Linked DNA regions of Homo sapiens: region 1 is linked to region 2. Evidence: chromatin contacts called from ENCODE Hi-C or POLR2A ChIA-PET data. All regions are on one chromosome and are shown on one strand. The core of a region is the stretch at or near the end of the contact, and the rest is flanking DNA. Distances in the headings are between cores, read along the strand shown.

Evidence for each region. Hi-C counts contacts between places; a loop is a spot of excess contacts on that map. ChIA-PET counts read pairs that join two places held with the same protein, here RNA polymerase II (POLR2A). Pooled maps may share reads with other maps.
Region 1: a loop to region 2 is called in a pooled map, with 2.5 times the contacts of the local background. The contact joins the enhancer-like site here to the promoter of LRRC20 in region 2. A Hi-C loop is called at or near these places in 3 of 50 pooled maps. POLR2A ChIA-PET finds 5 or more read pairs at or near these places in 3 of 52 experiments (PC-3, T-cell and activated CD4-positive, alpha-beta T cell).

The regions. Positions count from the first base shown.
Region 1 is chr10:70,486,446-70,492,081 of GRCh38, forward strand. All of the region lies in intron 1 of PALD1 (phosphatase domain containing paladin 1), which reads left to right. Among named protein-coding and RNA genes, the nearest start is that of PALD1, 10 kb to the left of the region's middle. RefSeq lists a silencer at 3,778-3,877. Within about 2 kb of position 3,871, at least 2 of the 41 ENCODE cell types and tissues checked have a DNase peak (open chromatin) inside an H3K27ac peak, as active enhancers do.
Region 2 is chr10:70,379,643-70,385,372 of GRCh38, forward strand. It overlaps LRRC20 (leucine rich repeat containing 20), which reads right to left and starts at 2,983. Exons shown (of 5, transcript NM_001278212.2): 1 at 2,907-2,983. RefSeq lists enhancers at 2,194-2,813, 2,658-2,857, 3,388-3,487 and a silencer at 2,888-3,257.

The DNA of each region.
Region 1 (5,636 bases), core at 2,621-5,120, 110 kb after region 2:
CTGGTTGACAGGGCCTAGAAGACTTCATTAGCCAGTTGGGCACTGTGGCTCACACCTGTAATCCCAGCACTTTGGGAGGCCGGGGCAGGCGGATCACTTGAGGTCAGGAGTTCAAGACCAGCCTGGCCAACATGGTGAAACCCCATCTCTACTAATAATACAAAAATTAGCCAGGTGTGGTGGTGGGTGCCTGTAGTCCCAGCTACTCAGGAGGCTGAGACTGGAGAATAGCTTGAACCCAGGAGGCAGAGGTTGCAATGAGCTGAGGTTGCGCCACTGCACCCCAGCCTGGGCAACAGAGTGAGATTCTGTCTCAAAAAACAAAACAAAACAAAACAAAAAACCTCATCAGCCTGATCTGAGTGGTGGTTTAGCTTTGCCTTGACCATCATCTGCCGGTGTGCTCCCTCCCTTCCTCCCGAGGCAGCCCTGTCTGCTGGAGCACAAGGACTTCTGGAGTCTCCTGCAGGGTTGCCCTGCTGGCTCAGCCCAAGGCCTGGTGGGAATCTGATTTCTGAATGCCCAAAGAGAAGGGCCCTCCCTAGAGACGAGCCCCAGAGTTGCCCTTTGGGGAGCCCTCTGGGGAGGTGTGGAGTAGTCTCTGCTCCAGGGGGCTCTGAGCTGGGCCCTAAGGCATCAGGTAAATAAGCCCTGGGCTGGCATTTGACTGTCCCTCTGAGCCCAATTTTTTTTTTTTTTTTTTTTTGAGACAGAGTCTCGCTCTGTTGCCCAGGCTGGAGTGCAGTGGCATAATCTTGGCTCACTGCAAGCTCCACCTCCCAGGTTCACGTCATTCTCCTGCCTCATCCTCCCGAGTAGCTGGGACTACAGGCGCCCGCCACCATGCCCGGCTAATTTTTTGTGTTTTTAGTAGAGACGGGGTTTCACTGTGTTAGCCAGGATGGTCTCGATCTCCTGACCTTGTGATCCGCCCGTCTTGGCCTCCCAAAGTGCTGGGATTACAGGCGTGAACCACCGCACCTGGCTGTGCCCAATTTTCTCACCTGCAGAATGGGCATGAACATTTCCCCCTGCCTATCTTCAATGTTTTTTTTTTAAACTGAGGTGAAATCCATTTAAATAAAATAAACCATTTTAAAGCCCACAATTTAGAGGCATTTAGTATAGTCACAATGTTGTACAACCACCACTTCTATCACATTCTAAAACATTTTATCACCCTAAAGGAAAACTCCACCTATTAAGCAGTTACTCACCATTCCCTTCTCCACCACAGTACTTTTTTTCTTTAAAAAAAAAAACAAAAAAACAAAAAACAGTTTTGTTGAGATATGTGCACCATAAAATACACCTGCGTGAAGTGTGCACTTTGGTGAATGTCGGTAAAAGTCCTGGGCATGCAGCCAACTCCTAGACAAGTCTGACAACACTTTCCATCACCTAGAAGGGCCCTATGCTCCCTTGTAGCCGGTCACCACTCCCACCTTGGGCCCAGGCCCACTCATCTACTTTCTGTCACTATGATTTTGTTTTTTCTGGATTTTTCACATACGTGGACTCATATAACAGGTAGCTTTTAGTGACTGGCTTCTTTACTCAACATGATGTTTTTTGAGATTCATCTCTGTTATTGGATGATTTAATCAGTTCCATTCCTTTTTTATTGGTGAGTAGTATTCCAATGTGTGGGATATGTTAAAAATAGTTTAAAATTTCTCTCTCTTTTTTTTTTTAAGAAGGGCCTCTTTCCTGTTGCCCAGGCTGCAGTGAAGTGGCTCAGGGTCGACTCACTGCAGCCTTAACTTCTGGCCTCAAATGATCCTCCCACCTCAGCCTTCTGAGTAGTTGGGACTACAGGTGTGCACCACCATGCCCGGCTAATTTTTGTATTTTTAGTAGAGACGGGGTTTTGCCCTGTTGCCCAGGCTGGTCTTGAACTCCTGGACTGAAGTGATCTGCCTGCCTCAGCCTCCTAAAGTGCTGGGATTACAGGCGTAAGCCACCATGCCTGGCCTAAAATAATCTTCACAAAATATTCAAGTAGTAGCTTCATAGAAAGTAAAATGTCAAAGTCCCCTTTCCCCTCCTTCCCCTCTCTCTGGTCCCCGTAGGTAACACTGTCAGCAGTGTGCTGAGTATCCTTTGGTCTTTTTTCTGTACCTCTACATGAATTTGTGTGGTTTTTTATTTTTGGGGTGTAAATGAGCTCAAACTCGGTCCATGGCTGTGGGGCCTGCTTTCATCCGGCCATGTATCATGCAGAGGGACCCCACCACTGCCATGGGAGTTCTGAGCACATGCCCTGAGCTGGGGCTTGGCGAGGCTTTGGGAGAGATGGGAAGAAGTCTTCCTGGAGGTGGTTAATTTAGAGCAGGTTCTGGAGAAGAGTAGCATTGGATCAAAGGGGATCAGTCTGTCCAAAACAGCCTCTGTCGTGACCCGTCCCTGGGGTCTGGGTGGATGTATTCTGCTGCTGGGGGTCTGGGTGGATGTATCCTCCTGCTGCTGGGGGTCTGGGTGGATGTATCCTCCTACTGCTGGGGGTTCTGGGCGGATGTGTCCTTCTGCCGCTTCACCAATGACCCCGACTTGGCTGCCGCTGGTGGGGGCTTCTTCCCGTCTCTCTGAAGTGTCACTGGAAGGAATAGGCCCAGGAGAGGGCAGTTCGTTGGGTTGACAGAAGAGGGACCCTTGGGGAGTTGCCCCTTGCCAAAGTCTCTTTAGGCAGCCTGTAGGGGCCTCCCAATAGCTATCTTGCCCAGCCTACGTGGGTGGAGGATGGGATGCCTGTGGCCTCTGAGGAAGGGGCTGCCTGGGCTCAGATTTTCACCCTCCTGGCCCCACCCCAACCCCAACCAATGAGACTGCAGCCAGTGGGGTCCCAGGTGCTCTGAGTCTTATGTCATGCTGCTTTCCTTGACACTGCCATCGATGTGTAGATGAACCCCATCCCCTGCATCCTAAAGTTGGTTGTTTTCATTGTTTTTAAGTTTTCCCTAACTTAACAGTACAAAGTAGTGCCTTAATTGTAAGACATGGGTTCTGGGAGATAGGAATCCTGTGTGGTGGTTCCAGGGCAGCCACTTGCTTACCCAGGAAGGGGTTGTCTTGTGACTTGGGGTCTCATCCTGGGCTCAGGAATCCTGTAGGGGGAGGGGAGGACCTGGCAGGGAGCTCTGCATAGGTGGGTTTGTGGATGTCTCCCTTTCTGCAGCTCAGTGCTGCTCAAATGTGGGTAATACGTGGACTTCCAATTCACAGCCCTATTGAGATCTAATTCACATGCTGTACAATTCACTCATTTAGTAGCTTTTAGTACATTCAAAGAGCTGTTGTCTCACCACAGTCTAATTTTACAACATTTTCATCAACCTCAAAAGATACCCCAGTACCCATTGGTAGTCACTCCCCACCCCCAGCCCGCTAGCATGCTCTGTATCTCTATAGATTTGCTAATTCTAGACATTTCATATAAATGAAATCATACAACATATGGGTTTTTTGTAGACTCCCTCTCTCTCTCTTTTTTTTCTTGAGATGGAGTCTCGCTCTGTTGCCCAGTCTGGAGTATAGTGGCGTGATCTCGGCTGATGGCAACCTCCGCCTCCCGGGTTCAAGCGATTCTCCTGCCTAAGCTTCCCGAGTAGCTGGGATCACAGGCACCTGCCACCATGCCCAGCTAATTTTTGTATTTTTAGTAGAGATGAGGTTTCACCGTGTTGGCCAGGCTGGTCTTGAACTCCTGACCTCAGGTGATCCATCTGCCTCGGCCTCCCATAATGCTGGGATTACAGGCATGAGCCACCACGCCTGGCCCTCTCTCTCTCTCTCTTTTTTAAAGGTCTCACTCTGTTGCTCAGGCTGGGGTGCAGTGGTGCAATCACGGCTCACTGAAGCCTCAACCTCCTGGGCTCAGGTGATCCTCCCTCCTCAGTCTCCTGAGTAGCTAGGACCACAGGCATGTGCCACCACATCCGGCTAATTTAAAAGTTTTTTTAATAGAGACAAGGTCTTGTGTTGCCCAGGTCTTCAACTCCTGAGCTCAGGACTCCCTTTTGAAAAACAACAACAAACCCCTCACTTGCTGATTGACATTATTCTTACTGTAATATAACTGAAATGTGTATAAGACCAGGCATAAGCACCTTAGACTTAAAGTTTTTACAAAACTATTAAAAAAACAGGAAATAGTAGTAAAACCAGAAAGCCAACTCATTTCCAATGAACAATTACTTTAATTGGAAGGATGTTAACTGCACCTACATTGCCAGCCTTGGGTTGATGGTAGAGAGCTGTGCCCTTGGGCCTCTCCTGTGTTCCCTGCCTCTGTTTCTTGGGCCTGTTGTATAGGGAAGTACTAATAATGTTGGGCTGATGGGACGGGTTGGGGTAATCAGACCTCACATTTAAGCCTAGACTACGTGTGAGCAATCCCTGAATGTCTGTTTTAATGGGGTATTGCCCGATACTCGGAAAGCTGGCTTGTTTGATTGAAGATAAGCATGGAATAGTGGCATTATTGAAATCTGCTTGTAGTGGCTCTTAAACCCACTTCTTTTTTTTTTGGAGACAGAGTCTCGCTCTGTCGCCCAGGCATGGTGCGATCTGGGCTCACTGCAAGCTCCGCCTCCTGGGTTCACACCATTCTTCTGCCTCAGCCTCCTGAGTAGCTGGGACTACAGTCACCTGCCACCACGCCTGGCTAATTTTTTGTATTTTTAGTAGAGACGGGGTTTCACCATGTTAGCCAGGATGGTCTCGATCTCCTGACTTCGTGATCCACTTGCCTCGGCCTCCCAAAGTGCTGGGATTACAGGCGTGAGCCACTGTGCCCAGCCTAAACCCACTTCTTGTAGGAATCAGGAATTTGGCACAGAGATGGGCTTTACTCACTTCACACAGATGCTGTCAACATGCACATGGTCCTGACTGCTAAGAGGCTGGGCCTTTGAACTGGGCACCTCCAGGCTGCCATGGGCTATGGGGTGGCTCTGTTCTCCCTCCCCACCTGCTTTTTTTTTCCTATTTGAATCACAACCTTTCTTTGTGCTGTGTGTGATGATATCATTTGGCCTTCATGGAGAAGGAACTGGATTGTAAACACAGGAGCAAACTTGAGGCTCAAATTGTAGGGCACTGCTTGCTTATGAGATGGTTATTCAGATGACCAGGGGATGCTCTCATTACTTTTTGAAATGACATTAAAATAACCCTTTTAAAGTGTACAGTTCAGTGACAGTACATTTGCAATGTTTTGCAACCATCACCACAAACATTTTCAGTTCCAAAACATTTTCATCACCCCAAAAGGAAAACTCCATCCATCCATTAAGTAATCCCTCCCAGTTTCCCCTCCCCCAGCCTTGGCAACCATGGATCTGCATTCTGTCTCTGGATTTACCTATTTTGGATAGTTCATGTAAGGGGAATCATGTAATATGTGACCTTCTGTGTCTGGCTTTTTTCACTTAGCATAGTGTTCAGGGCTCATCTGTGTTGTAGCAAATATCAGTACTCCATTCCCTTTTATGGCTGAGTAACTTTCCATTGTATGGATAGGCCGCACTTTGTTTATTCGTTTATTATTTGATGGGCATTTGGGTTGTTTCTACCTTTTGGCTATTGTGAATAGCTGTTTGGCTGCTATGAATGTTCATGTGCAAGTATTTGTTTGG
Region 2 (5,730 bases), core at 1,733-4,232:
GCCTCACAGCAGAGAGGGAAAGGAAGGGAAGCCACCAAGCTGCCCAGGGTAGGGGGTAGGCCTGGTGGGATCACCTGGGCTGAATATTTTCAATCAGGCACTATGCCTGCAATTCTACTAGCTACCACCAGATGGGGAGGTGGTGCCTTAGACCAGCGGTCCCCATCCTTTTCGGTTTCCTGGAAGACAATTTTTCCCACTGTAGTGGGAGAGGAATGAAACTATTCCACCTCACATCATCAGGCATTAGATTCTCCATAAGGAGCACACAACCTAGATCCATCGCATTCGCAGTTCGCAATAGGGTTCAGGCTCCTAGGAGAATCTAATGCGGCCGCTGGTCTGACAGGACGCAGAGTTCAGGCGGTAATGCTTACTGGTGCTCACCTCCTGCTGTGCAGCCGGGTTCCTCACAAGCCACGGACCTATGCCATCCACAGCCCAGGGGTTGAGGACCCTTGCCTTAGACCACTGATGAAAACTAGTCAGATTAAAAATTTCACCACTGGTGGCAAGTTCAGACGTCCTATTGTGTGGGTCAGAGTGTACACAGGTACAGGAACAGAAACAACATGTAAAGTCTAGGTGTCAGGGCAATTCAGTAGGAAGAAGGGCCCCTTCCTTCTATGCCAGAGGATGGAGGATGCTCTGAGTACAGCAAAAATGTGCTCGGGACCCCCAAAAGGTTCCCGCTGCTTAAAATCACCACGCTTATTAACTAGCTAGGAAGCCATCCTCCCTTCACCTAAAACTGCCCCTTTCTCCACAAGGAAGAATTGTTTCATGAAGTCCAGCTGACAGGCCTGAGCTCCTCAGGGTACCTGGTCAATGCCATCTGCAGGGATGGTGGTAGTGGAGAGTCACAGAGTGTTCCAAAAGGCAGAAACAGACACCATCAGCCCACATGGGCCAGATCGCCGCTTGGGGCACCCCAGCCAGCTGGCACTACTGGCCCCAGCCAGTCCCAGGCAATAGAGGGTAGGCCTTAGAAAATGTCAGGGAAAGCACTCCAAATCCCAGAGACACTTCAGCACAGGGTCGAAGCTCATACTCACACTGCCTACATCCTCAAAGCATGGCCCTCTCCACACACCCTCAACCCCATTCCTCAGAGTGAGCATCCTGGTCCGGTGAAATGTTTAAATCCAGCAAACGTCTCCTGGACACCTTCCATAAGGCCCCCACTGTGGGAGTAAAGGGGCAGAGACTGGGTATGGGCTAGAACAAGCTTCCCACTGGGAGGCAGGATGAGCCTGATAGTAGTAAGGCTACAGGGCCAGGCCTAGGGGGGCATGAAGGCACATGGCATGGCCAGGGGGAAGGGACAGGGGTGAGCAGCAGGTGCACAAAGAGATTCAGGAGAGAGAGAGACAGGGAGCCAATGGGCTCCCAGATTACTGAGGAAGGGAACTGCAGCCCTCTTACAAGGCTGTCCTCTGCTTCTGTGTAGCGAACTAAGAGAAGTTTTTTGAGGAAGGCAGCCTAATCCATAGTTTTGCAAAGTTAACAGTGTTGTGAGCAGTCCCATTTGTAAAATGGAAATACCACCTTCCTCACCGGATTATTGTGGGAAGTAACTGATATGTAACTTTTGGGAAAGGACTTTGCGAACCATTACATGTTTCCCACACCAAGGCATTACCAGTAGGTAATCAAACAGGTGTAGAGAGGAAGTTTGGATGTAATAAATTCAATGCCAGACAAAAACGTTGTCCTGCTTTGGGGGAGCTGGCAATACAGCCCTCCTGTCCCTATAACCTGGTTTCACCTGGACTCAGGCTGGCTGGGGGAGGGGTGATTTTTGCTTAAACCCTGACCTGGCCCCCTGACTCCAGCCCTTACCATCAATAACTCTACCTTATCTGCAGTCCGGAGACCTCTGCAAAGGAGCCGCTGCGACAGCCCGTCCCCACCATCTGCTCCTATATTTAGTTACTGGTGTTGTCAGTTGGGAACGTTAGAGCCTGGCAGGGGCTCGGATGGGCAACCGGAGCCTCCGGAGCCATGTGTGCAAGCTGGCCCTACCGCTGGCTCCAGCCCGGGCTCTGGACCATGCCAAGCCGGGGAGCGGGTGGGGAGGTGAGGAGCGACCCAAATAGTCCCAAACCCCCCTTCAGATCAGAACGAAGTTGACCCACTTCCCCACCCCAGGGAAAGAAGCCCGCTGGGACGTGAGCGGGACCTGCTGGCGCCTTGTTTTTGTGGCATGGGGTTCGGGAAGCTCAGCGCGTGCTCCCTCGCTAACATCTAGGCATCCTCGGACTGAGCCTCCAGCACTACGCGCGGTAGCCAGGCAAGGGTCCCCCAGCCCCGCGTGCCAGGATCCGCCTCACCCCCGGTGCCTGCAGCCAATGGCACCTCGTCCGCTGGCCCGGCAGGCGGGGACTGGGAGAATAAAGCTGGCAGAGGGAAGAATGGTAGTGATCGCAGAGGCCCCGGGGCTCCCACGCTGCCCGGAGGCCGAGAGGCACGCTCTGGAGCAGGCGTCTGCAGCTCCCCAGAGCGGAAGCAAACCCCGAAAGTGTCGCTTCGGGGACGAAATGCACAGCAGCCTCTCCAAGCAAGGGCGCCTCCCGCGAGGAATGGAGGCCCGCCTGGGAGCGGTTCTCCGAGCTCCCTATTCCCTGGCACCTCTGCACCCACTCCCCTGAACCATCGGGGTCCAGGTGCAGTGAGCAAGCAAGAGCCCGCGCATGCCGAGCCCCTTGGCACCGCCAGAGCCTCCGCTGGTGCACCGCTGCTCTTTTCCACCGGGTGACCTGGGGGAGGGGAGGGGACGCTGCAAAAATCGGAACACTTCTCGCCCTCTCTCCCCCAGCCCCTGCAACGCTTGACCTCGGACTACATTTACTTTGCGGGGCAAGAAGCGTGTGGTCCCGCTCCGGGCCGCTTTTGGCTCCACTTACGGCGACAATGCCTCCTAGCGCCCTGCGCAGCGCAGTCACGCTCCCTCCGCCGCCGGCGGCGCCCCAGGCGAGTTCCGAGCCGGCGGGGCGGGGCGCGCGGGGCTGCGGGATCTGCGCGCGCGGCCACTCCGCCAATCCCGGCGCCAGGACCGGCGCCGCGGCGGGAGCAGGCTGGGCTCGGGATGCGCTCAGCCAATCAGTGGGGGAGCGGCGCGCGCGGGGGTGGCGCGCGGAAGGGCAGCCCGCGCGCTCCCGGCCGCAGGGAGTAACCGCTTTGTGTGCTGCTTCTAGAGGGAGAACGCCTGAGGGGGCGGAGATACAGAGTGGGACGCGCAGTACATCCCAGGATCTCTAGGACCGGGGCTCCAGATTGGGTTTTCTCGAGGGAATGGAGTTGAATTAGCCAGATCAGGGATACTTTGAAACACGTGAACATGGAGCATAGGGAAATTTTCCTATGATGACTTCGGGTGCCCATTGAGGTTTTTAGTATATGCAAGGCCCTGTGTCTCGGCCCTGCGTCTCCAATCCTAATGTTCTCATCTATAAAATATGACTTGAGGGCGGGGCGCGGCGACTCACGCCTGTAATCCCAGCACTTTGGGAGGCCGAGGTAGACGGATCACCTGAGGTCGGGAGTTCGAGACCAGCCTGGCCAACATGGCAAAACCCCCGTCTCTACTAAAAATACAAAAATTAGCCGGGCGTGGTGGCAGGCGCCTGTAGCCGCAGCTACTCGGGATGCTGAGGCAGGAGAATCGCTTGAACCCGGGAGGCGGAGGTTGCAGTGAGCCGAGATGGGCACTCCAACCTGAGTGGACAGAGTGAGACTCTGTCTCAAAGAAAAAAAAAAGAATATTTAATTCCGCCTCTAGGGGGTCTAGGCAGTCAAAGAACACACATTCCCTTGGGCCTCGATGGATGTTAAGGGTTACTTATGCCCTCTCCACCCCCAACAATATGTTAAAGTTCATCAGAATGTGATCTTATTTGGAAGTAGGGCCGTTGCAGATGTAATGAGTTAAGGTCATGCTGGAGTAGGGCGGGCCCCTAATCCACTGAGACTGGTGTCGTTGTAAGAGAAGAGACACAGAAGAGACGCACAGGGAGAACCACCTGTGGTGATGGCGGCAGGGATCAGCTGATGCATTTCCAAGGCCAGGAGTGCCAAGCACTGCCAGCAGGGACCAGAAGCTAGGAACGGGCAGGGAATAATTCCTCCTTCAGAGCCTCCAAAAAGGAACTAACCCTCCAGACACCTTGATTTTGGACTTAATAGCTTCCAGAGCTGTAAGTGAATAAATTTCTGTTGCCACCCAGTTTATGTCCATTTGTTATAGCAGCCCTAGGAAAAAACTACAATAGGTTAGTAGGAATAAAGAGAAGAGGATGATAAATATCTCCAAAGTAAGTCTTTTGAAACTGATTGCTTAGTATATGCAAAGCCTTGTGTCTTGGGGTATACTGACATGAATCAGACACAGACCCTGCCCTCAAGGGGTTACCAGTCAAGTGGATACTTAAGCAGCCATGTTTTCTGACCCCTTGTGCCTTCCCAGGGAAAACTATGGAGATCTCTCTCAACCCATCAACACCACATCCCTGCCAGATATATAGCAAGTACCAGATATAAATAACTAATGGGTAGAGTCCCATTCTGCCCAAGCCGAGATGCTGCTTGCCACTGTGGACAAAGCAGGCATAGCTACTTCTGTTTTCACTGAAAACCAGCATGACACTTCTACCCAACTTTTACACGTGGATGTCTTCTCTCCTCTGCTAGTCCATACGCAGACTTGAGACAGCCAGTACAGTGTTTCTGTACCCATGGTAAGGGCTCAGTATATACTGCTGGCTGATGGCCCCAGCCTGGGGTTTCCAACATTCATACTTTCCCTCAGACAGTCCCCTGTCCCAGGCAGTTCATCCTGGACCCTCTAACTCCACAGAGACAAGATCCCTCCCTAGCTCAAATCCACCTCTTCTATTCCTACTGTTTTTGCTTCTCCAGAGCACTTAGTGCATTATACCCATTATTCTATCATCTCTGCACAAGTCTTTACTCCCGAGAGTCTGCCTGATTGCAAATACCAGAGCTTGACGCATGTTCAGTGCTTGTATCCATCAGTGTTTCCTGCATAATAAAACACCCCAAAACTTAGTTGTGGCTTAAAACAATAACTACTTATTTAGTTCATGATTTTATGGGTCAGTATTTGAGGCTGGGCTTAGCTGGGCAGTTCTTCTGGTCTCAGCTGGACTCCCTCATGCATCCGGGTTCATCGCCAGGCAGTCAGAAGGCTCTGCTTCTGGGAAGTGGCTAGCTGCCAACTGAGGCAAGTAGGTCGCATGTCTCTCATCTACTAACAGGCTAGCCTAATTTGTTCACATGGAGCTGCAGGGCTCCGAGAGCACGAGTGGAATGGTGCAAGGTCTCTCAAAGTCTAGGCTCAAAATCGGCACTAGTCCACTTCCACAGTTGTATCGACTAAACCAAATGGCAAGGCCAACCCAGGTTCGAGGGTGAAGAAATAGACTCCATCTCCTGATGGGAGAAGCAGCGAAGTCACATTGCAAAGAATATGAGTACAGGGATGAGCAGAGAGTTGGGGCTAATTTTGTAATCTGTCACAGGACTCCATAAGTATTCTTGGGCTGGGCTCTGTGGCTCACGCCTGTAATCCCAGCACTTTGGGAGGCTGAGGCGGGAGGATCACTTGAGCTCACGAGTTCGAGAGCAGCCTGGCAACACGGTGAAACCCCATCTCTACAAAAAATACAAAAAGTAGCCGGGCATGGTGGCTTGGGCCTGTAGTCCCAGCTA